Linked DNA regions of Mus musculus: region 2 is linked to region 1. A link is a loop called in an ENCODE intact Hi-C map of the cell type or tissue named here. Cell type or tissue: heart. All regions are shown on one strand. Each heading gives the region's core, and the rest is flanking DNA. Links, peaks and the distances in the headings are about the cores only.

What was found. A loop is a pair of places that touch in the nucleus more often than their neighbours do. Peaks named below come from ENCODE experiments on the same cell type or tissue, not always from the same donor. Only the 100,000 strongest peaks of a DNase experiment are listed, where the experiment ranks them.
Region 2: it touches region 1 in a loop (2.4-fold over the local background); 3 of 42 quality-filtered maps call a loop at or near these places.

The regions. Positions count from the first base shown.
Region 1 is chr17:23,554,015-23,564,985 of GRCm38, forward strand. Zfp213 (zinc finger protein 213) reads right to left here and starts at 10,212. Exons shown (of 6, transcript NM_001033496.3): 1 at 9,955-10,212; 2 at 7,132-7,646; 3 at 5,971-6,088; 4 at 5,620-5,690; 5 at 5,369-5,534; 6 at 2,753-4,298. The coding sequence starts at 7,530. The coding sequence ends at 3,646. It overlaps 6330415G19Rik (RIKEN cDNA 6330415G19 gene), which reads left to right. Exons shown (of 2, transcript NR_126484.1): 2 at 9,756-10,971. It also overlaps the pseudogene Casp16. In heart, for the core only: a CTCF peak has its summit at 5,953; a DNase peak (open chromatin) is centred at 5,957.
Region 2 is chr17:23,671,628-23,682,598 of GRCm38, forward strand. Thoc6 (THO complex 6) reads right to left here and starts at 2,250. Exons shown (of 13, transcript NM_001008425.2): 1 at 1,887-2,250. The coding sequence starts at 1,925. Hcfc1r1 (host cell factor C1 regulator 1 (XPO1-dependent)) reads left to right here and starts at 1,981. Exons shown (of 3, transcript NM_181821.2): 1 at 1,981-2,441; 2 at 2,908-3,048; 3 at 3,257-3,897. The coding sequence starts at 2,356. The coding sequence ends at 3,392. It overlaps Tnfrsf12a (tumor necrosis factor receptor superfamily, member 12a), which reads right to left and starts at 5,822. Exons shown (of 4, transcript NM_013749.2): 1 at 5,700-5,822; 2 at 4,892-4,996; 3 at 4,512-4,646; 4 at 3,818-4,419. The coding sequence starts at 5,793. The coding sequence ends at 4,364. Cldn6 (claudin 6) reads left to right here and starts at 7,738. Exons shown (of 3, transcript NM_018777.4): 1 at 7,738-7,780; 2 at 8,131-8,194; 3 at 9,421-10,819. The coding sequence starts at 9,437. The coding sequence ends at 10,096. It also overlaps Cldn9. In heart, for the core only: CTCF peaks have their summits at 2,471 and 4,274 (motif pointing left); DNase peaks (open chromatin) are centred at 2,264, 3,144, 5,234, 5,874 and 3 weaker places; H3K4me3 peaks cover 4,140 bases; H3K27ac peaks cover 3,919 bases; H3K27me3 peaks cover 176 bases.

The DNA of each region.
Region 1 (10,971 bases), core at 3,115-8,114:
TGACTGTACAGAGGAATAGGGACACACAGTAGAAGGAAGGGACCCCCAGTTCCTCTTCTCCCCCATTTGTCTCCCTCAGCCTCCACCCATCCTGCTACTGCAGACACAGGACTGGATTCCCTCTCTGTCCCTCACCTCCAGCCCCCAGGGCTCCTCATCTCCCAAACACAGAGTCCCCCGAAGGGAGGTCCTAAAGACTGGGCAGTAGGTGTTCCCTGCAGACTCTGCAAAAGACCTAGGAGGGCAGGGCCCAAGGACACCTCAGAGAACTGCCCTGATGGGGGCCTGTGGGAGAATTACAACCCAAGCAGAGGGGTCAGGATGAGACCAGGGGAGACTTTGGAGGTCACATTTCAGAGAGAAAGGTCAGGGTGGACTAGGCTCTGACTCATCTTCAAGTTCATTACCTCACTCTAGGGATTACTACACATAGAGGCAGAACCATCCCTGGAGAGGGATAGGTCTGTAGGGGAGGGCTCCCAAGGTGCCATTACCTGGGGAGGTACTAGGCTGAGAGAGCCATGGAGAACTGGGGCCCATAGCCCCCACTTCTAGGTCACTCAGTCACTACCCAGCAAGATGTTCATTCAGACCTCAGGACCAAATCTGAGCCTATCTCAGCCACCAGGGCCTTTCAATAGAAGAGGGCAGAGAGTTGAAGGTTGAGGCTGGATGTTTCAGTGTAGATACTAGGAGCCAAGCCAGCAGGGAGAGCATGTGTTACTGAGGGAATCCTCTGTACAAAGTCATGGAGTGGGAAGGATGTTTGGAGTCTGGGGGAGGCCCATGTGGTTACAAAGGCATGTCCTGCAGCCTGTGTATGTGTGTTTGCAAACAGATGCAACTGCATCTGATAATTTAATTGTAACTGGCTCTAGGGAGCCAGGGAGACATAGGCCCAGCCTTCTCTTCTTCTGGCTTCCCCCACCTCTGTCAGTAGCTGCAGCAGTGACCAGCGAGGATGCTGACTGCAGATTTCCCCCAGATGCAGAAGGAAAGCTTCAGGCTCCCAGACAGCTGGAGGAGAAGGACCCCACGGCAGCGTAGGTACAACAGAAACTCCAAGCTTTCCTGCTCACCCCCCACCCCCACCCCCAATGGGTCACTGCCCATCCACTCACCCTTGAGACCACTAGAGAGTAACAGGAAGATTTGGGGGCAACCCTGAAGGGCCCCACAGTGACTCAGCTCCTTGACCAGCAGCTGTGGCTGCCTTAGCTGCCCACTGGGGACCATTAGGACCACAAGGGCACACCCCACAGCACCCCTCTGGACATCCAGCTGCTCCCGGGACAAATGCAGCTCCTTAAGGAGGCTCTAGGAGAAAAAGGCAAAGTCTGGTGAGGCCCCAGCTAAATGTGAGTGTTTGGCTGAGGGCTGAAGGTTACAGGGTGAAAGCTCACCTGGACTGGGGCCTCTCTCTTCTCACAGTTTTCAAAGCCCAGAGCCTGGAACACACCAGCAACTGCTGTGGCAGACACACCAGGGCTGCAGAGTACCAAGGCTGTCCTTGAACCCTGAACACTGTATTTTCCCTGGGGAAGGAAAACCAGAGCTGGGCTGGGCTGGGCTGGGGCCTAGCTGGGTGCTGAGAACAGACTGGGCCAGCAAGAGCATCTCACTACCTTTCTCCCCAAGCATCCGCCAGCTGTGCAGCTGCCCTTAGGGGCCCACACACCAGGAAGGCTCTGAGAACCAGGTGGGGCTTCCTCCAGGACCCGGGCTTACTTCCTGGCTCTGTTTCCTGGTACCTTGGGGCCTGATCCTTGCCCTCTTCTACATTCGCTGCCGCCTATCAACTGCTTATGATCCCAAATGGGCGTTGCCCTTCCTTAGAACCCTGGCCTCAACTCCCCCAGCCCAGCTCCCTTCTCTGGCTCTGGCTGACAACTTCACGGCTAGCATTCATATGTCCCCACCTGAGCCATGGGCCTGAGCCCAAATTCTATTCTTAGCCCTTGGCCCATGCTCCTATCTGATCTTGTTACACCTGAGTGTCTCCCTCAGAAAGGAGCTGCTAGCACCAAAAAGGGCCTCACGCTGTCCCCAACATCTCTGCACTCTCTCCTTCTTCCTGCAGCTGTGCACAAGTCCATGCATACAATAGTTCCTTCCCGTGGAAAACCACGGGATAGTTGAGACCACAAGATAATGTTCTAAACTGGGAGCTAGCCAAGAAAGAAACCTGGGGGGCAAAAGCTGGCACAAATGAATCAGCTCATAAGGGACGGGAACATCTTGTCACTATCAATCCCCAGGTGAGGCCCCTGCAGGCTGTCCAAAAGAAACAAAAGGATCAGCAAGAGTCAAAGGAGTGACTGGTCCTGACCAGGTACTACCAGCTCAGTGTAGGCCCAGCTTGTACTAAGACAGGGGAGGAGACATATGGAGGGCTGGCTGTGAATAGCAGATAACCTGACAGCTTCAAGCACACATTGGGCAGCTGAGTTCTGCATCCTAGGAGCAGCAGCGTGCCCCTCTGCCAGCCAGTCAGTCCTCCTTTTGCCTCTTGCTCATTTCACCACTGAGAATGGAGGCCCTGACAAAGACTCCAAGTCATGTTTGGCTCCCCCCACTTCCAGATCATGACTACATGGATTGACACTGGGAGAGGGAGTCACAGGATTACAGGTCCAGGATGTGGCTTTCCATGGTGACTCCATACACTACGAACCATCAGCTGACCAAACCAAAAGGCCAAGAGATAGCTTCCACGTCCCTAACACAGAAAAGCCAGCTAAAGAGTCACAGCTTAGAGGAAATTTTCCATGTTTATTCAAACTCTTCCGAAACCCATTGGGCTGAGCCCTTTCGGAAGGTCCATGGTCTGTCCATGTTAATGTGAATCTGCACACAATGCAGATTAAAAACATGGAAATACAGTGCTTGAGGAGTCAGCTTCAAAGTGCTGATGGAGTGGTAGTGTTAAGTACAACAAAAACCACACATCTGGAGGACTGCATGTTCTCTGGTCAGCCTGCTGCTACAGCCACCACCTCCACTAACCTCCAGACCTGCAGTGTATCTCGGGGGCTCAGAGCAGGACAAGTAGGTAGCTTCCCAGGGTCAGGGCATGACAGAGTGGTCACAGGTTGGAAGTATGAAGGGTACTGGATAACACTGACGGCCAAGAAGCCACTGTGCTGGAACCCAGGACCTAAATCCCCATTAGTGTGAGCCTAGTCCTTCCCAAGGCCAAACCACAGCAGGCCCTGAGGATGGAGGCCAGTCCCCACTGGAAGGCACAAGTAGGCTGAGCAGAGGCTTAGCCAGGCTGATGGGTCCACATAAGAAAGTAGAAAACAAAGAGCCTCTGCCCAAGCAAGGCTGGAGGGTTCTGGAAAACCCTAGGTCCTGCCTGAGCCCAAATATCACGTGATCCTCAAAGGGCAACTGCAGCTCCAGGAACCAAGTAAAAGAAATCCAGAGCAGGAAAGGGAGAGACGTGTGGCAGGATCCTGGGAGCAGGCAGGCCAGGTCAAAGTAAAGGGGGCCTTGTGTCCCTTTGACAGGCTGGCAGTGGTCACAGGTGAGCGATGAATCCCCAGGGGGAAGGAAAAGATTCTGTGAGAGTCACAGGAAGTGTCCCCCTGGAGGGCCGGGGTACGGGCAGGTGGGGGGTGCTGCTCAGGTCCCACCATCGGCTCACCCCACAGGTTGGGCCATCTTTGAGTGTAAGCTCTGGTGCGCAATGAGGTGTGCACGCTGCTTGAAACTCTTGTCACACTCCCCACAGCCGAATGGCCGCTCACCCGTGTGCACACGCCTGTGGTCTAGCAGGTAGGAGCGCAGTGCGAAGCTCTTGCCACACTCGCTGCAGCTGAAGGGCTTCTCGCCCGTGTGGATGCGCTGGTGGTCAGCCAGGTAGGCGCTCCGGCTAAAGCTCTTGCCACATTCGGAACAGGAGAAGGGCTTCTCGCCCGTGTGCACGCCCTGGTGGCGCACTAGGTCAGAAGAGCTGCGGAAGCTCTTGTCGCATTCAGGGCACTTGTGTGGCTTCTCCCCGGTGTGTGTGCGCTGGTGCCTGGCGAGGTCTGAACCCCAGCGGAAGCGCTTCCCGCACTGCGCGCAGCTGTGGGGCTTCTCCGCCAATAAGTTCTGAAACTGGCGCCTGTGAGTGGGCGGCCGCCCCCGACGCGCTCCCACCAGCGGGTCCAGGGCTGTCCTCATTGGGTTCTCGCTCTCCCAGACCTCGGTCTCAGCCTCCTCGGGATTCCAGGACATAGGCACTTCAGTCTGTCCCAACAATGCTGTCGCTGCCTCCTCTGCAGGGGGCTTTTGGCTTTTGGGTCTCAAACCTGCAAGAAGGGGTGAAGCCTCTGTTTAGTCCTCCTTGATTCTGGTTCGGGAAGAGATCTGAAGAAATGTGACGTAGGGACATCTCCCTGGCTTTGAGGTTCAGGCTGCTGTGGCTCACAAAAAGTCTAGGTCTTCACATTTACAAAATTATTGGATGATAGGCAAGCAAGATGGCCTCAGTGGGTAAAGTCACTTGCCAACAAGCCTAATGACCAAGCCTGAGCCCACCCCCAACCTCCATGGTAGAACCAAGCCTAGAAAACCATCCTTTCGACCTCCACACATGTCCTTCTCTGCATTGTACACAAAGGAAAATATTAAAATGCAATTTTATTTCAAAAGTGCTCTTAATGGGAAGATGATGGAAGGCAGCAAACGAGCAGTTTTGAGGGAGCCTCGAGGTCACCAGGGGTCACCAGTGAGCTGATCCTCCTGCAGAGGTATGTGCAGGAGGATCAGCTCACTGCCTGTTCTCAGACCCTCTCTCTGCCTGTTCTCTCCCTGTGGCCAGTACCCACTCTCCACAGTTAAAGCCAACAGCACGCTCCCAGTCCACTAAGCACAGCTGGCTTGACTCTGTACACAGAAGGCATCAGACTGTGTAGCTACTGTAGTCCCCTCGCAGACGACTCACAGCAGCCTTGAGCGGGGAGGAACCCCAAAGCACTCAGACTGCTGCCAGTTAAGTAAGATGAGACCAGGGGATACTGGGAAAGGGCCTGACTTGGTGAGGCTTCACATAGTGGGGTACAACAAGGGCTCTTGTTTTTTAGCATTTCTGTGGCTGACATGATCCATCGATCTCACTGAATGCCAGAGTTTATCTGGGGGCAAATATGCCAGCCTGAGATTTGACTGAGAAAATGCCCGTGCAAGCCCTCAGCACGGAGCTGGCCCAGAGCTGGCACATGGAGGGCATGGACCAACTGGTCACACAACTGAGACAGAAACTTCAACATCACAACATCACAGGAGGGCTGAGGAGACTTGGGAAGGGCTAGCTTTAGAACCTGACCAGGGAAGCAAAGCCAGATTGCAGCTGAGCGAGGGGCCCGATGGACCTGCTTACCAAGGGCAGCATCCCTCGAGTTCTTTCTCTTGATGTTCCAGAAGAGGTTCCTCTGAGCAGGGTCCAGGGAGCTCCATTCTTCTCGGGAACAATAGAAAGGGATGTCTCCCAATGACCCAGATTTTTGGAATGGGGAGATACGACCCAGCTCGGGTCTCCCAGGCAGCTGTGTGGGAGTGAGGACAGGAGGGGTCAAATTATACAGTCAACAGCACCAAGCCCTCTGGGAGAATAAAGGACTGTTAACTCACATCAACTGCAGAGTCAAAGCAGCCATCCAACACCTCTCCTGTCTGTCGCTCTTTAAGAACAGGGAGCTGGGCTGAAGGAAAAGAACAGAGCTTCATACAGGCTAAAGTCAAGGGCTGAGACGGATGGCTTCATCTACACTTGCAGGTGCACACACACCCCCACACCCACACCCCCCACCCACTCCCACCCACACCCACCCCCACTCCCCCCACCCCACCCCCACCCCGGTCAGATGCAGTCGCGCGGGTACTTGTGTGACTGAGCTTCTGCTGCCTGTCACTCTGGGGCAATTCTAGAGGAGGAATAGCGCCCCTGTGTGGCCACACTGCTGACTGAAGAGTCACACTCACCATGGCTGCGCTGCCCTTGGAGTGCAGGGAGTTGCTTCTGGACCCCTGTCTTCTGGGGAGACCCTGTGGCTTGGAGTCCCTGGACTGCTGCCTTCGGCTCCGCCTCTGAGAGCTCATCCTGCGCAGAAACCATAACGCGCCCATTAGCAGAGACCAGCCTGGAGGTCAGGGATGACACAACTTAATCCTGGGAAGGAGTTCTGGGACACAGCCCTTAGGAGCCTAAGGGTTGGGGAGGGGTAGGGACCAAATGGAAGCCCAGAAAGTCCAGAAAAGAATGAGATACCAGGCAGTGTTTTGTACCCAAGGACACTTCATGATCAAGAGACGAGAACCAGGGCTAGAGAGATGGCTTAGCCGTTAAGAGCACTGACCTCTGCTCTTCCAGAGGTCCTGAGTTCAATCACCAGCAACCACATGGTGGCTCACAACCATCTGTAATGGGATCTGATGCCCTCTTGTGGTGTGTCTGAAGACAGCTACAGTGTATTCATCATATAATAAATAAATACATACATACATAAAATCTTTAAAAAATAAAAAAAAAGAAAAGAAACAAGAACCAGTCACTAAAAGGCCAGAATTATAGCTCCTTAGCAAGGGAGAAATGGAGCAGGGGTGGTCCTCCTGCCATGGGAGAATCCCACAGCCTAGCTGCACTGGTACACCATCTGCATATCTGCCAGTGTCTGGAACACAAGACAGCAGGCTACCCTTAGACAGTTCTGTTTCCTTATACCCCTCTGGAGCTCTGATGTGTAATACTGTATCCCTATAGATTAACCACAGTAGTTGTGTAGAGCTAAAACCTTTCTGGACTCACTTGGGAGGCAGAGGCAGATGGATCTCTGTGAGTCAGCCTGGTTTACGGAGCAAGCTCCAGGACAGCCAGGGGCTACACAGAGAAAACCTGTCTCAAAACCAACAAACATACAACGACAGCAAAAGCCACATTTCTGGACCATAACGACTTTAAATCCAATAAAGTCATGAGAAGCATGGCTTTACCTGACTCTTTACTGAAGACTACATTGGGAATTTTGTTTGTGCTTCTCTAGACTTGGTGGCTTTCCCCTGCCCTCTGGGCCCTGTGGAGACTCATCTCCATGAAGATGGTCTCTATTCTTCAGGCTCCAAACGTGGAAGGGCTCCCTCCCTCACCTGTGGCCAGGCTTTCAACGACTGATTCTGTATGTCTTCCACCAAAGCGACAGCTTCCTCACCGCTCCCAAGGTGCTGTCTCTGAAGCTGGGCTTGGATCTCCCCTGGTAGCACAGCCAGGAACTGCTCCAGCACCAGCAATTCCAGGATCTGCTCCTTGCTGTGCAGCTCAGGCCGCAGCCAGCGGCAACAGAGCTCCCACAGCTGGCTGAAGGCTTCGTGTGGTCCACCCGCATCCCTGAAGCAGAACTGTCGGAACCGCTGGCGGCAGGCTTCGGAATCCCGGCTGTCCACCGGCTGGACAGGCTCCTGTTCCCAGGAGCAGTCTTCCACCTTCACAATCATGAGTCCTTCCTCCTCCCCGGGAGCAGGGTCTTGGAGCTCCTGGAGGGATGCCATGCCCCTGGCCTAAGGCTCAGGGCTGGTCAGCCTTAGCTTGAGGCTCCAGAGCTGAGCCTTTCAGTGTCCTAGAGGGATTCTCTGTGACGAGTGGGTTGGCATCAGGACACACTTGCCTATGGAAATAGTAAAAGAACAGTATTTGAAGGAGATCGGAATACACCAATCTGCAGGAAAGTTGGGGGACTCTGGCACCCACTCTGTGCCTCTGAAGCCTCTTTATGCTTTACTGCAACTGTGTGCTCTTTGTAACTGTGTATTGGTAATACCGACCCACAATCCTTCATCACCACATCTGACATCCCAAATCTGGGCTTTTCATGGCCCATTTGACAGCAAAACCTAATGTCCCTCATTTGGAAGCAGTACTCCATCTGTTAATATGAGCTTGTTTTTACCTTCATGTATAGTAACTTTCCATGCAAAAATAAGCATGTCTGTGCAGTCTGTAAAGATTCCTTGAGCTAGCTGCATGTGTAGCTCAGTTGTTAGACTGCTTGCCTAGCTTAAATGATCCCCACCACTACCTGGAACTGGGTGAGATGGTACATATTTGTAATCCCAGCACTCAGATGTTCAAAGAAGGATTAGAAATTCAGGGTCATCTTCAGCTACATGGAAAGTCTGAAGCTAGCGGGCTGCAGAGATAGCTCAGAGGTTAAGAGCACTTACTGCTCTTACAGAGGAACCAAGTTTGGTTTGCAGCACCCACATGGCGGTTCACAACTATCTGTAACTCTAGTTCCAGGGGGCCAAGCCCCCTCTTCTGACTTCCTCAGGCAAAAGTTCTACAGATAGTACACTACACCTATGCAGGTAAAATACTTGGGGGCTGGCGAGACAGCTCAGTGAGTAAGCACACTGACTGCTCTTCCGGAGGTTCTGAGTTCAAATCCCAGCAACCACATGGTGTCTCACAACCACCCATAATGAGATCTGACACCTTTTTCTGGTACATCTGAAGACAGCTACAGTGTACTTATGTACAATAATAAATAAATCTTTGGGCCTGAGCAAGCAGGGTTGACCCAAACAAGCAGAGGTCTTAAAATTTCAATTCCTAACAACCACATGAAGGCTCACAACCATCTGTACAGCTACAGTGTACTCACATACATGAAATAAATAAATAAATAAATAAATAATTTTAAAAAAACACTCACACACATAGAATAAAATAACTCTACAGAAACCACTTTAAATCACTGAGCTGTTCTAGTTTTGTTTTTCAAGACAAGGTTTCTCTGTGTAGCAAGGAACTCACTTGTAGACCAGGCTGGCCCCAAACTCAGAAATGCTCTTGCCTCTGCCTCCCAACTGCTGGGGGGGCCCATGCCACCACTTGAGCTATTTTTAAGTATGTTTTTAAGTAGACATACTTCAGTTGTAAAATTTCACTGGGCACAGCAGCGCATGCATAGTGGTACATGTCTAATCCAAGAACTGTAGGGACCAAGGCAGGAGTGGCCAGAGTTAGAATCAGTCTGAGCTATAGAGTAACAATGTCTTTTAAAAATTATAATTATCGTGTTTAATTATAAATGTAGTCTTAAGTCCCTCTACTGATGGGCCATACTGTTATTTTTCTCAAATTTGAAAACTCACAAATTTATGGGGCTGGATAGATGGCTCAGTGGTTAAGAGTATGTCTTTGTCTTGTCAAGGCCCCAGACTCAATTTCCAGCATCCACATAGAGGCTCACAACCATCTGTAATTCCAGTTCTGAGGTATCTGACAGCCTCTGTTGGCCCTTCTTGAACACTACATACATGTGGTACACTTACATACATGAAAGCCAACACTTAAGACATATAAAAATCTTTGTTTTTTGTTTTTTTTTTAATAAAAAGCTTACAAATTCCAGAAACACCTTACTCCAATTAAGGGGCAGATGGGTAGGAGGCCTCATGAACACCATTTATTCACAACTATATATGAATGTATGGCAAGTATTTGTATTTTATGTTGTTATTACTTCACATACTCTCATACGTGTGACTTGAATTTTTCTCTTTTATTTCAACAGTCTAATTAGCATGAACATCATAAATTAAAGAACGGGAGGGAAGTGTTAATATAACAATGTTTCTTTTTGATTCACTGACAATCTGATATATGACGGTGACATATTTTTTTACTGAAAATAGTTATCTCCAGAATCTACAAGCACGGGATGTGTGTTTTACATAAATGAGATCTTATGAGCAAACCATTTTTCACCTAGCAACGTTTCTTCGAAAGTGAACCTATACGCTTCCGTGGCACGGGGTACTTCAGTTTCTCAACCAACCCAAGTGATGCATACGGGCGGTTTCCATTTCTTCTCCACTACCACAAGCACTTCGTTTACGCTTCTCTTCTCGAGCCTTCTGCCTTATCCTCCAGTGACCGAGGAGGTGTCCTCAGGGAGGGCCCGGACTCACCAGGGTCGCTCGGCAGGACGTGGGAAATGGGGACGGTCCCCAGCAGCCTGGTGAGGGTGGCCGGGCTCCGCGTGGCAGACCCGGAGAACCCGGAGGCGCCGGCAGCCCGCGCTGCTCCCAGGAACTTGTCCTCTCCCGCAGGCGCCTCGAGCGCCGAATCCGCAGGATCCGGTCTGCGCAACGCGCCGGTCCCGCCCCCAGGACACACCGCCCAGAGCCGCGCGGGAGCTCGGCGCTTCCCCAGCAGCGCCCGGGGCAGGAAGCTCGCGCGGGGGGCGCTGGGAAACCAGCTGGCGCATGCGCGGGGATAAGCATTTGGCGCTTGTACTATCCAGAATGTCGGAGATGGGCAGCCAATGAACAGGGAGGATTCTCACGACTAAGCCGATCTGACACCCTGGAGCTAGAGATTTGGAAGAAGTCTCATTTTCGCTTTCTGGGTCGCACTATACCTAAGTCGGATGCTTGGGAGGTCTCGGGGCTTCCTGGAAAGTGCAGTCTAATTCGAGCGGAGCCTCCATCATGGTCAGTACCTCCTGCCCTCCTATCAGCAGCTACATCTGTACTGAGCTGAGGAACAGGAGTCCTGATGCCTAGGGACACTGAACAGGAGGCCCACCTCTGCCCGGGCATGTGTTAAGCATTACTGTAGTTTGTTAAAGTCACTATTGGTGTTAATGGTAAATTACCTTTATATTGTAAACATACTTTCCTATAAAATAGACAAAACCAGAACGGGGCAATTTGACTCTGTGTGGCAACTGTCGGACTCTCCCTTGTTTCCCTTGCTGCCTTGAGCAAAAGAACTGTTAGTCAAACAGCCAGCCGGACTGACCTCATGCCAGCACCAGCTATCTGAAACACTCAATGGACACCTTTCGAGAACTACACATTGATCAAAGCTGATTGTCCCTGCAGCTTCAGGCAGGGCTGTTTTGAGACAGGCTTCAGTTCTTGCTGCCACAAGCCTCTGGATTCTAGATACCCTGAAACCATGTCCACGTAGACTACAGAGGG
Region 2 (10,971 bases), core at 2,021-7,020, 120 kb after region 1:
ATTCCACTACGTGACAAACCTCAGGCCAGCCTGAAATATCTCAGACCCTATCTCAAAAATCTAAGTGACTCAAAATAATCTTTAAAAAATGGGGGTGCGGGGGAGGAGGTCTGGAAGATGGCTCAGCAGGGAAGTGTGCGCCACTCTTGCAGAGGATCCCCAAAGCACCCACATGGCAGATCACAACCACCTGCACCTCAGTTCCAGGAGGGCCCAGCCCCCTCCCTCTACTGCACCTCTCTCTCCTTTCTCCCCCTCTCCCCTCCCCTTTTCTCTCTGTCTCTCTCTTTCTACCCCCACCCCTCAGAAAAAGGTTCTCACCAGGAACCCTCTCTGGCCCAGAACTCACTATGTAGATTAGGCTGGTCCCAGAGAGATCTTCTTGCTTCTGTCTTGTGCATGAGTGTACATGCATGTGTGTGTGTGTGCATGTACATGCGTGCGTGTGTGCGAGTGTATGTGCAGTGTCGAGTGTTGGACCTCCTGGAACTGGATTACAAGCAGCTGTAAGCCCACTCCTATATGGGTACTAGGAGCTGAACTTGGTTTCTTTGGAAGAGTAGCAAGTGCTGGGCCATTTCTCCACTCCCCTGTGATACCCTTTCTGGCCTCTAAGGGTACCATAGCACACATACAACATGTAAGCAAAACACTTACATACATAAAACAATGAGAAAACTTTACAAGGAAATAAGTAAGCCAAGTGTGGTGGCATGCCTTTAATCTGTTCCGACAATTGAGAGGAGGCAGTTAGGTAAATCTCTGAGTTCCTGGCCAGTTTGATGTACATATATGGGCAATGGTGACACATGCCTTTAATCCCAGCACTTGGGAGGCAGAAGCAGGCAGATCTCTGTAAATTTGAGGCCAAACTGGTCTACAGAGCAAGTTCCAGGACAGCCAAGGCCACACAGAGAAACCCTGTCTCAAAATGTGTGTGTGTGTGTGTGTGTGTGTGTGTGTGTGTGTGTGTACGAGCAAGCACAGTGGTTCTTGGGGCTGAGGGTAACTGCTCATGGTAGACCATGCTCTTTTCTTCCTTTTTAAGATTTACTTTACTGATTTTAATTATTTGTATTTTGTATAAGTGTGTGAGGGAAGTATATACAAGTACGTCCACAGGGGCCAGAGGATTGGCTCCCCTGTAGCTGGAATTAACAGGCAATTACAAGCTTTGGAACTTGAGTGCTGGCACCCAGCTCAGATCCTCCACTCTCTCTCCATACCCAAAAACCTATTCTTACTCAAAGCTCAGCGTTTGAGCACCAGCATTGTAGATATTGGGCTTTGCAGCACACCCAATAGCCTGGAGCACTCAGTGGAGGTGAAGGCAGGAAGAACAGAAGTTCAAGGACATTCTCCAGTATATAACAAAGTTCAAGACTTACGAGACTGTCTCACACCAGTAAGCAGTGGGCTGAGCTGTAACTAAATAATAGAGCACATTCTTATGAAGACCAAGACCCTGGGTTTAAAGGGGGAGGGGCACCTCATTTACAATTACGATGAACTTTTTTTTTTTTTTTTTGAGTCAGGGTCTAACTATATAGCATTGGATGACATGGAATTCACTAAGTAGCAGGCTGGTTTCTAACTCACAAGAGATATGTCTCCCTCTGCCTTCCCAGTGCTAGGATCGTAAATGTGCCACCACCTCCAACGGCGCAAATTTTTTTAAGTGGCTCTATTATCCCGCACAGGAAAATGTACCAACATCTAATCCTTCAGTCACTATTAGATCTCAAGGTTCCGGATCACTTTTCGTGGGCTCAGGGTACAAGTCCCACAAATCACCTATGAACACTGGGTATCCTGGAACACTCCAGGGGTAGATGTCAGAGCAAGACTACAAACCCCAGAAGGCACTGTGCATACACTCGACTCACCTGACCCAGAGGCACCGCGAGCGGTGCGGCATGCTCCATCTTGAGAACTACAAGTCCCAGAGGGCTCTACGTGTGACACAATCTCTCGACGCACGACACAACCTCTCGATTCCGGACGTGCCTGATGGTGGCTCTTCTCGTTACGCCCCAAGACCTAGCACTGCCTGTCGCCCAGCAACTAAGGCGGCAGGTCCGTGCTGTCTCGAACCACAGAAACCTAGGAGAACTACACGAAGCACCCTTATGCTAAAAAGCGCCCAGAACTATCCAGCCACGCCGGATCCCCTCCCCCACCGCGCCGACCTGTCCCGCCTTCTAACCTCTAACCTGATTCCTGTCTTCCGCGCCTGCGTAAAACGTCTCCAGTGCGCACGCCGGTAGGCCCGCCCCTCGCGCTGTACCACGCCCTCAAAGGCTCCGCCTCTGCTGCTTGAATCCCACCCCTCTATCTGCAGGACCCTGAGCCGTAATGATCCTGCAACAGCCCCTGGAGCGAGGTCCCCCAAGTCGGGACCCACGGGCCACCACTGGGGTAACTCGCGGCCTAAACGCCAGGTGTGTAATTGGTCCCTGAGTGGGCTGGACGAGCGGAGGGCAGGAGTTTTGGCTGGGGGATCCAGGGCTGGTCAGTAGGGGGATCCTGGAAAGTGGGGAGGCGATTCAGGAAACCGTGGTGCTTGAGCTTGTGTTGAAGCAGGGAAGCCAAGGTCAAGATTTCCAAGGTAACCTGTGTATAGCCTGGGAGAGGAAGGTGGCTTAGGCCACACAAGACAAGGCTGATTCTGGGAACCTGGTTTACCCTGTAGACTCAGGTGGACAGATCTTTGGGAAGGGGCAAAGAGAGTGGACTACACCTGGCGCTACTTCCCAGCTCCCTTCTCAGAGGAGCTGTGCCAGTGACCATGGAGAGCCCTGGAGAAGGAACTTCTAAGTGTAGGGGCGGATGGGGCTTCCAAGATTCACCTTTGGTCCTCATCAGTTTGCCTCCACTCTCAACATCCCTGCCTCTATTCTTCTCCAGTCTTTCCCCCAGGGAACCTTTGCACAAGCAGTTCCTGTCTGAGGAGAACATGGCCACCCATTTCTCCCGACTCAGCCTACATAATGACCACCCCTACTGCAGCCCCCCTGTGACTTTTCCCGAAGCCCTGCCACCACTCAGGTAGGCACCTCCCCTTGAGGGCCTTCTAGAGGATCACATTCGGTCCTCAGAGCCCCTCCTCACTCTCTGCCTCATCGTGCTATTTTTAGCTTCTAGCCAACTTGTGCTGTTTTCCATCTTTGGCTCCAGGCGACCTGGACCTGGTAGGAGGTGGCACTGCCAAGCCAGCCTTCTGCCCTGTTCTTTCAATCTTTTTTTCTTCTTTTAGGAGCCCTTGCCCAGAGCTGCTTCTCTGGCGCTATCCCGGGAGCCTGATTCCTGAAGCCCTCAGGCTGCTGAGGCTGGGGGATACCCCCAGTCCCTACTACCCTGCGTCCCCAGCTGGGGATATCGTGGAGCTCTGAGTATTGATGGCCTGTGTCCCTCCCTATCTTCTTTCTGACAACAAAGACCAGCAACTCCCAGAAAGGGATGAAGTCCTTCTGCAAACCTGGCCACCAGGACCTTCCCTCTGACAAGAGGACACTAGCTCGGTGGAACCCTCAGTGAAAGGCAGCCTGGGAAAGGGAAAATGTTACCCCATTAGTGAATAAAGACCTGTGAGCAGTTGAAGATTTCTCAGCAGCCTTTGGGGAGGGTGGGGTACTGGATGCTGGGGTTTCCTCCTCAAAATCTTCCCTGGAAAATCGGTGAGGGCAAGCCAGGTCCTGGCAGGCTGAGCTCCAGGCATTGAGAATGTGTGAGTCACAGCCTCACCCCCGCCCCCGCAGTGGCCGACTGGCTCCCTCCCTCCAGTTCTGGGGAGTCAAGTTAGGGATCAGGCCATATCTTAAAGTTAAAGATTCTTTTATTAATAAGTCTCCCTCCCCTCCAAACATTATCCCCACAATAAATATCACCCCCCTTGGGAGATGGTTGTTTCCGTGTGTACTGGGGCCAGCCCTCCCAGAGGGCCAGCCCCCTTAGTGTTAAGAACAGGTCTGTCAATCTGACCCACTCCTAGGGCTAAAACTCAGGGAGTGGCATTATAGCCCCTCCGAGTGGGTGGGACCCAGTGTTGTGTCTGCCCCTCAAGTCAGCCAGACTGCCAGGACTTGTGGGGAACAAGAGATTCCCTTGTGCAAATGCTGCAGTTCCTTAGTATGGGTCGCTTTGTGACCCAGATTGAGGCTCTCTGTCTGCCCCAGACCCAGAGATAGGGCAATTGGACACCTTGGAAGGCTCCCTGAACTCTAAGCCCAGTCCTTGGAGGTGAATCACCACCTCGCCCCACCCCCTTGTGGTTGAAAGAGTCTGGCTCGGCTTCTGTCTGGAAGGCCAGGCTGACTCCAGAATGAATGAATGGACGACGAGTGGGCCCCAGCGCGGGTGCTCCTCACTGGATCAGTGCCACACCTGGGCAGCCCTCTCCACCAGTCTCCTCTATGGGGGCTGGAAAATAAAAAGTGGGGTTGTTGTGGTTAGGGGACAATTAGGGAAGTGATGAGGGAGGTGGGAGGAGCGAGGGTGGAGAGCTCACTTACTAGTAAACTTTTCTCTCCGGCGGCATCTTCTCCAGACCAGGAAACTAGAAACCAGCGCCAAAACCAGGACCAGACTAAGAGCGCCCCCCAGAATGGGCCACAGTAGCCTGAAGTGGGCAGGAGGTGCTGCGGCGCCTAGTGATCAGGGTTCAAATCAGATCTTGCCCTTGGGACAGCAGTCTAGTCTGTCCTCAAGGAGGTCTCAAGCTTACCCCCCCACACACACACACACACAATACACACCCTGATAGAAGCCCCTTCCTCAGTCAGTCTTCCCTGATTTCCTATATCCTACGTCTACAACCCTCCTCTCTGCCCCAACAACCCACTACCCAGGTCTAGGATCCGCTTGCCACCAGCCCCACCCCGCCCCCACTCACATCCCAGGCAGAAGTCGCTGTGTGGTCGCGCTGGACAAGAAGCGCAGTCCATGCACTTGTCGAGGTCCGCGCTCCAGGAGCTGCCGCTAGAGCATGGGGAGGTGCCTGAGGAGGGGGCTGCAGGTCAGAAGCTTGCGGCTGGGTGCGGCTATTCTGGGGGCTGAGGTCAGGGTCAGTCGGCTCGAATAACGTGAGTCACTATCGCGTGTCCCCCCCGCCCCCCACTCATTCCTCGCAGGTGACCGCATCGCCTGACCCAAACGCGGCAGTGCGGGAGGGGGGTCGAGTGGCGCGGGACTTGGGGGGGGACAGTACCCCCCCGCGCGCCACAGTGTGACTCACTCCTGGGCACCGGGCCCGACCCCAGTCCCTCCCCCCGCATAACTGGGCATTGAAGTCACCGGATGGAAGGGGCACCCCCACATGGTATAGAGGGCAAAGTCCCCATTGCCCCTTCGCGATTCAAAGATACCAAGACTGGACAGATCTCATTACAGACCAGTTTGAGGACGTGCCCCCTTCCCAAAACAAACCTCCTGCCCTCAAATATACGTTCTCTCTCTACTCTGGCTCTCACTTTTGAGACAGAAGACCTCCCACACCTCAATTGGACAGGTAGCGAAACTGAAGCTCGGACTGCGGATAAAACTTGAGACCTTTCCCACTTGGAACTTGCTGCCTGAAGAGCACAAATCGCAAATCCTCGTGTCTTCCCGGTTCCCTGGTTTCACCGGGTTCTCCAGGCACTCAAATTCCGTTTCTGACCTCCCCAAAGTCCGAGGTTTACCGTCGTCTGAGCCGTGCATACCTGGTGCTTGCTCCCCGGCCGCGGCGCGCATCAACACCAAGCCGAATCCCAACACGAGGATCTGCGGCAGAGACCGCGGCCAAGCCGAAGCCATGATTGCCGGTCCCGAGGCAAGAACTGTCTGCTCCCACCACCCGCAAGCCAGACTCAGGGCTGCGGCTCCGCCCCCGCCCCCGCCTTCCGGGGCGGAGCGCTGGCCTCGGCCCGCCCCAACAGCCACTCTGCTTTGCGAGTAAGCAGTTAGTTAAACCCAGTCAGTTCAGTAAAACCATTCATTCAACACAGTCCCGCCAAGTGTCTACCCTACTCCGCCCTCTGCAAACTTGAGTACCCACGATGTGGAGCGAAGGAAATCAGTTATAAGACATAACTGCATAGTTGGGTTTTTCCTCTTTTTAAGCCCAAATAAATTAGATTTGTCTATTCTTTTGCAATTCTGGGGTGGAGACCAGAGGCTCAAACATACCAGGCGAGAACTGAGTTATATCCACACATCCTTTATGTTTGCTTGCTTTGTTTGGATTTGGGGGTGGGGGGGACCAACAAAATCTCATACTCTATCCCAGAGTAGCCTCGAATTTGAAACATTCTGTCTCATCTCAGCCTCTCAAGTGCTAGGATTGTAGGCAGGAACCACCACACCGATTTTCTTTGGTTTGGTTTAGTTTTTTAGCTGCATAGCTTAGGCTGATCTTGATGTTGGCATTCTCCGGTATCAGTAAACAGTACTGCAAGCATATATAGAAATGCTACTTTCTTTTTTGAAAGATACCTTTTATTTGTGTGTGTGTGACACATATGTTTGAGTGTCTCTGGAGTCCAGAGAAGGGCAACGGATCTCCTGGCAATCGAATTTCAAGTGGTTATAAGCTGGGAGCAAAAAAAAAAAAAAAAAAAAAAAGAGCACCTGGAAGAGCAGAAAGGCTAACCCATGAGCCATCTTTCCAGACCCACGTGCTGCTTTTTTTGGTTGGTTGGTTGGTTGGTTGGTTGGGTTTTTGTTTTGTTTTTTTGTCTTGGTGTTTTGTTTTGTTTGTTTGGTTTGGTTTTGGTTTTGGTTTTTCGAGACTGGGTTTCTCTGTATAGCCCTGACTGTCCTGAAACTCACTTTGTAGACCAGGCTGGCCTCGAACTCAGAAATCCACCTGCCTCTGCCTCCGAGTGCTGGGATTAAAGGCATTCGCCACCACGCCTGGCTCTGTGTTTTGTTTTGTGACAAGGTTTCACTGTGCCCTGACTGTCCTGGAACTCACGTTGTAGACCAGGCTGGCCTCAAACTCACAGAGATCCGCTTGCCTCTCCCTTCCCAGCCCTGGTATTAAAGGCATGTGTCACCACGCCTGGCCATATATGTTGCTTTCTGTTGCTTTCTTTCTTTTCTTTCTTTCTTTCTTTCTTTCTTTCTTTCTTTTTTTTTCTCCAAAACGAGTCTCTCTGTATAGCCCTGGCTGTCCTGGAACTCTCTCTGAAGACCAGGCTAGCCTCTAACTCAGAAATCCGCCTGCCTCTGCCTCCCAACTGCTGGGATTAAAGGCGTGAGCCACCATTGCCCGGCTATATATTGCTTTCTTAAGGGCCTCGGGAAGAGCACGAGATGATTCAGTGGGTAAGATTGCCTGCTGCCAAGCCTGGCAATCTGAGTTCGATCCCTGGGGCCCACAGAGTAGAAGAAGAGAACAAACTCTGATCATAGGTATGCAGTGTGACAGGGTGTCGTCGTCGTCGTCGTCGTCCCCCCGCCGTCCCTGCCCCCCAAAGAGTCACAAAAAAGAGTCACAAAAGTAATGTATCCTTAGGTAACATACAGACCTGTCTTCATTCGCAAAGCGAGAAACTGGGACTGGGGAAAGTTGAGTAAAGTCTCAAGTCATAGCCCAGGTTACTGAACTCAGCAGGTTCCGCCCTTGGAGTGGCCACCAACTAAGGGAACTTTGGGAAACGCACGCAGGTGGCTATCGCCGCAGGGGTCTCTGCTCCTCCCAAAGAGAGGTGGTCCAGTGACGTCATTGAGACTTTAAGACCCCTTGCCTCCGCCCTCATTCCTACTTTCGACCTGGAAATCTTAGCAGTCTCTTTTGCAGGTGAGCCTGGGGTATGTGTGTAAATTGCGGGTGTGAAAATACGCAGGCAGGGGATGTGGCAGAGTGCGTGCGGGCGTGAGTTAAATGCTGGAGCTTTGATCCTGGTGGCGGCCACCTGCGGTGGCCACCTAGGCAGGAGAGGGTTGCGTCGGGAGAAGCGCTCGGGTCCCCTCGGCCCCAGAAAAGTTAAACACCCCTCCCCCTCCCCTGGGACAAAGGCACCGAAACCTGTGACGCCCCTCCTCCACCTGCTTGGCCACTTTGGGGCGGGACTCCCTTCCCCCTCACCTGCAGGCGCGGACCCAGCTGCGGGCGCCGCCATTAAGCCCCTCCTGGTCTCGCACTCCTAGGCTCGGATATCAGGGGTGGCCGAACCGGACTGGACGTCCGCAGACAAAGCTGACCGAGCACTCGGTAAGTAGAGAGGGACAGAGATGAGAGGGAGAGAATGGTCCCCAGCGTGAGCCTGCAAGTGAGAGGAGTCGAAAGGGGCCTATGCCATTCTTAGGGGCAAGGTGGACTTGTAGAACCGAGGGTTATGAAGAGCCACAGCAGGGCGCCAAGCAGAACTGATTCCCTTCGTATCAACATCATGAAGAGCAAAATGAAGGACACAGGTGCCTGTCACAAAAGGCACTGGGATCTTGAATTTTAGCTCCTTAAAGCTGTGTGGAGAGGGGAAAGAAAGGTAGCACGGCCTTTGGTCTAAAACTCAAAAGGATGCTCCCAGCCTCGAGGCCCGCACCTTGACCCTTAGAGGTGGAGGTGGGTCAAGAAAGAGCTGGTAGCCTAGGAAAATCTGTTTTGTGGCAAAAGGGCTTGTTTTTCCTTATCTCTCTCACCCTATAGGGTGGGCTGGACCCGGACTGGCAGGGCTTCCAGCAACTTCCAGGGATTGGGAGGAGCAGACCTTGGAACATAGGGAGGGCGAGATTTCAAGGAATTATACCCACCTGAAACAGAGCTGGGGGTTTCCATTTGAACCTTGCTTGGGTGGCAGGAGGAAGCTTCAGGTCTCCTCTGAGTGCTCACGGGATAAGGGTGGGCCTGAAACTTGTATCGAGAGCCCGACCAATCCAAAATTATACTCCCGACATGTCATTGTCTTTGTTCTGATAAAATGTACCTAAGGATGTGACTCAGCTCCTAGACCGCTTGCCTGGCGTGCAAAAAGCCGAAGCCCTGCCTTACCCCTCTGGTGGTAAACCCTGCAGTCCCCGAATTCAGGGAGTGGACACAGAAGGTTCAGGAGTTCACAGCCAGCATCAGCTATGCAGGGAATTTATGGCCAGCCAGCCTGGGCTACATAAGACCCTTTCTCAGCTAAGATATAAAAAACAAAACTAAACTAAAATCTAGACACAACTGTCGCTATGGGCTGTCCTGTGCTTCAGGTATGTCTTATTTCCTGTCCCTTGCATGAAAATCAACAGGATTTCATTCTCCACCTGTCACAGTCTAGGAAAGAAGTAAATGCTTATTTTGCTCTTGACTGACCCAGGAAGTGTATCTAATCCACACTACAGGACATAGCAGCCAACTGTCAAGGTGCTTGGTGCTGGTATCAGCTGTCGAGGTGGGATGTCCAGACATGCTGCTCTTTAACATGACTCTCCTTTTATCTCCTCCACACTACACAGCCCCCTCAACCTCATCATGGCCTCTACTGGTCTGCAAATCTTGGGGATCGTCCTGACCCTGCTTGGCTGGGTCAACGCCCTGGTGTCCTGTGCCCTGCCCATGTGGAAGGTGACCGCCTTCATCGGCAACAGCATCGTCGTGGCCCAGATGGTGTGGGAGGGGCTGTGGATGTCCTGTGTGGTTCAGAGCACTGGCCAGATGCAGTGCAAGGTGTATGACTCACTGTTGGCGCTGCCCCAGGACCTGCAGGCTGCCAGAGCCCTCTGTGTTGTCACCCTCCTCATTGTCCTGCTTGGCCTGCTCGTGTACCTGGCTGGAGCCAAGTGCACTACCTGTGTGGAAGATAGGAACTCCAAGTCTCGTCTGGTGCTCATCTCTGGCATCATCTTTGTCATTTCTGGGGTCCTGACGCTCATTCCTGTCTGCTGGACTGCCCACTCTATCATCCAGGACTTCTACAACCCCTTGGTGGCTGATGCTCAAAAGCGGGAGCTGGGGGCCTCCCTCTACCTGGGCTGGGCAGCCTCAGGCCTTTTGCTGCTGGGTGGAGGGCTACTATGCTGCGCCTGCTCTTCTGGAGGGACCCAGGGACCCAGACATTACATGGCCTGCTATTCTACATCTGTCCCACATTCTCGGGGACCCTCCGAATATCCCACCAAGAATTATGTGTGATGCTCACTGGGGAGTGAGGCTCTGCTAGCCAGGGAACCTGAGCTGAGCCATCAAGAAAGGTTACGGAGTAGTTTGGGGGTTGTCTTATTTCTTGTTTTTCTTTTGTACTACTGGGTATTGAACCTGGGGCCCCACGCATTTGGTAGGCAAGCACTCACCAGTGAGTCATGTGGTGCCCTGTCTGTCCCTAGGGTTTGTTCCACCTGTTTTTGAGACAAGCTCTTCTCATGGAGCTCTGATCGACCTCCAGCTCCAGTTTTCCTGCCTCAACCTGAGTCCAAGCTCCACCTCTCTCTCTGCTGCTGGCATTTCTCACTTTTAGCTACTGAGGCTGGGAGGATGGGACACTTGAGTTTCTGCGTCATTATTCATTCTGGGGATCTTCTGTGCAGTGTTCTAAGGCTGCCTGGCCTTTGTTTTTCTCAAAATATCCTGTCCCAGTCCCAAGAGTTCCTGCTGTGGCCGGAGGTAACTCACAGGACAGACGCACCCCTTCCTGGTCAGACTTCTCTCCAGCCCTGGAAGGGCAGGTGATAAGTTACCAAGGAATTTTCTACCCTGAGACTTCCAACCTTTGGCCCCTGAATCCCATCGCCAAGGTTACTGTGTACTCTCCCTACAAAAGGTCCCAGCTGTGCTGTAGACCCTCCTCCCCCACACCTTGCACACTTCCCTGCTCACACAATGCTTTACTAAATAAAACATGATTTTTTTTTCTTACAATGTGTCTGATGTCTCTTGGTGTTCAGTACAAGCCTCGCTAGAGTTAGAAGGCGTTAATGGTCTAAGCAAGCTGCTCACTGGTTGGAGACCTCTCCCCCCACAGTATACACACCCTCTTTTCACAGACCAGAGGAGGCTCAGTTACAATGTGC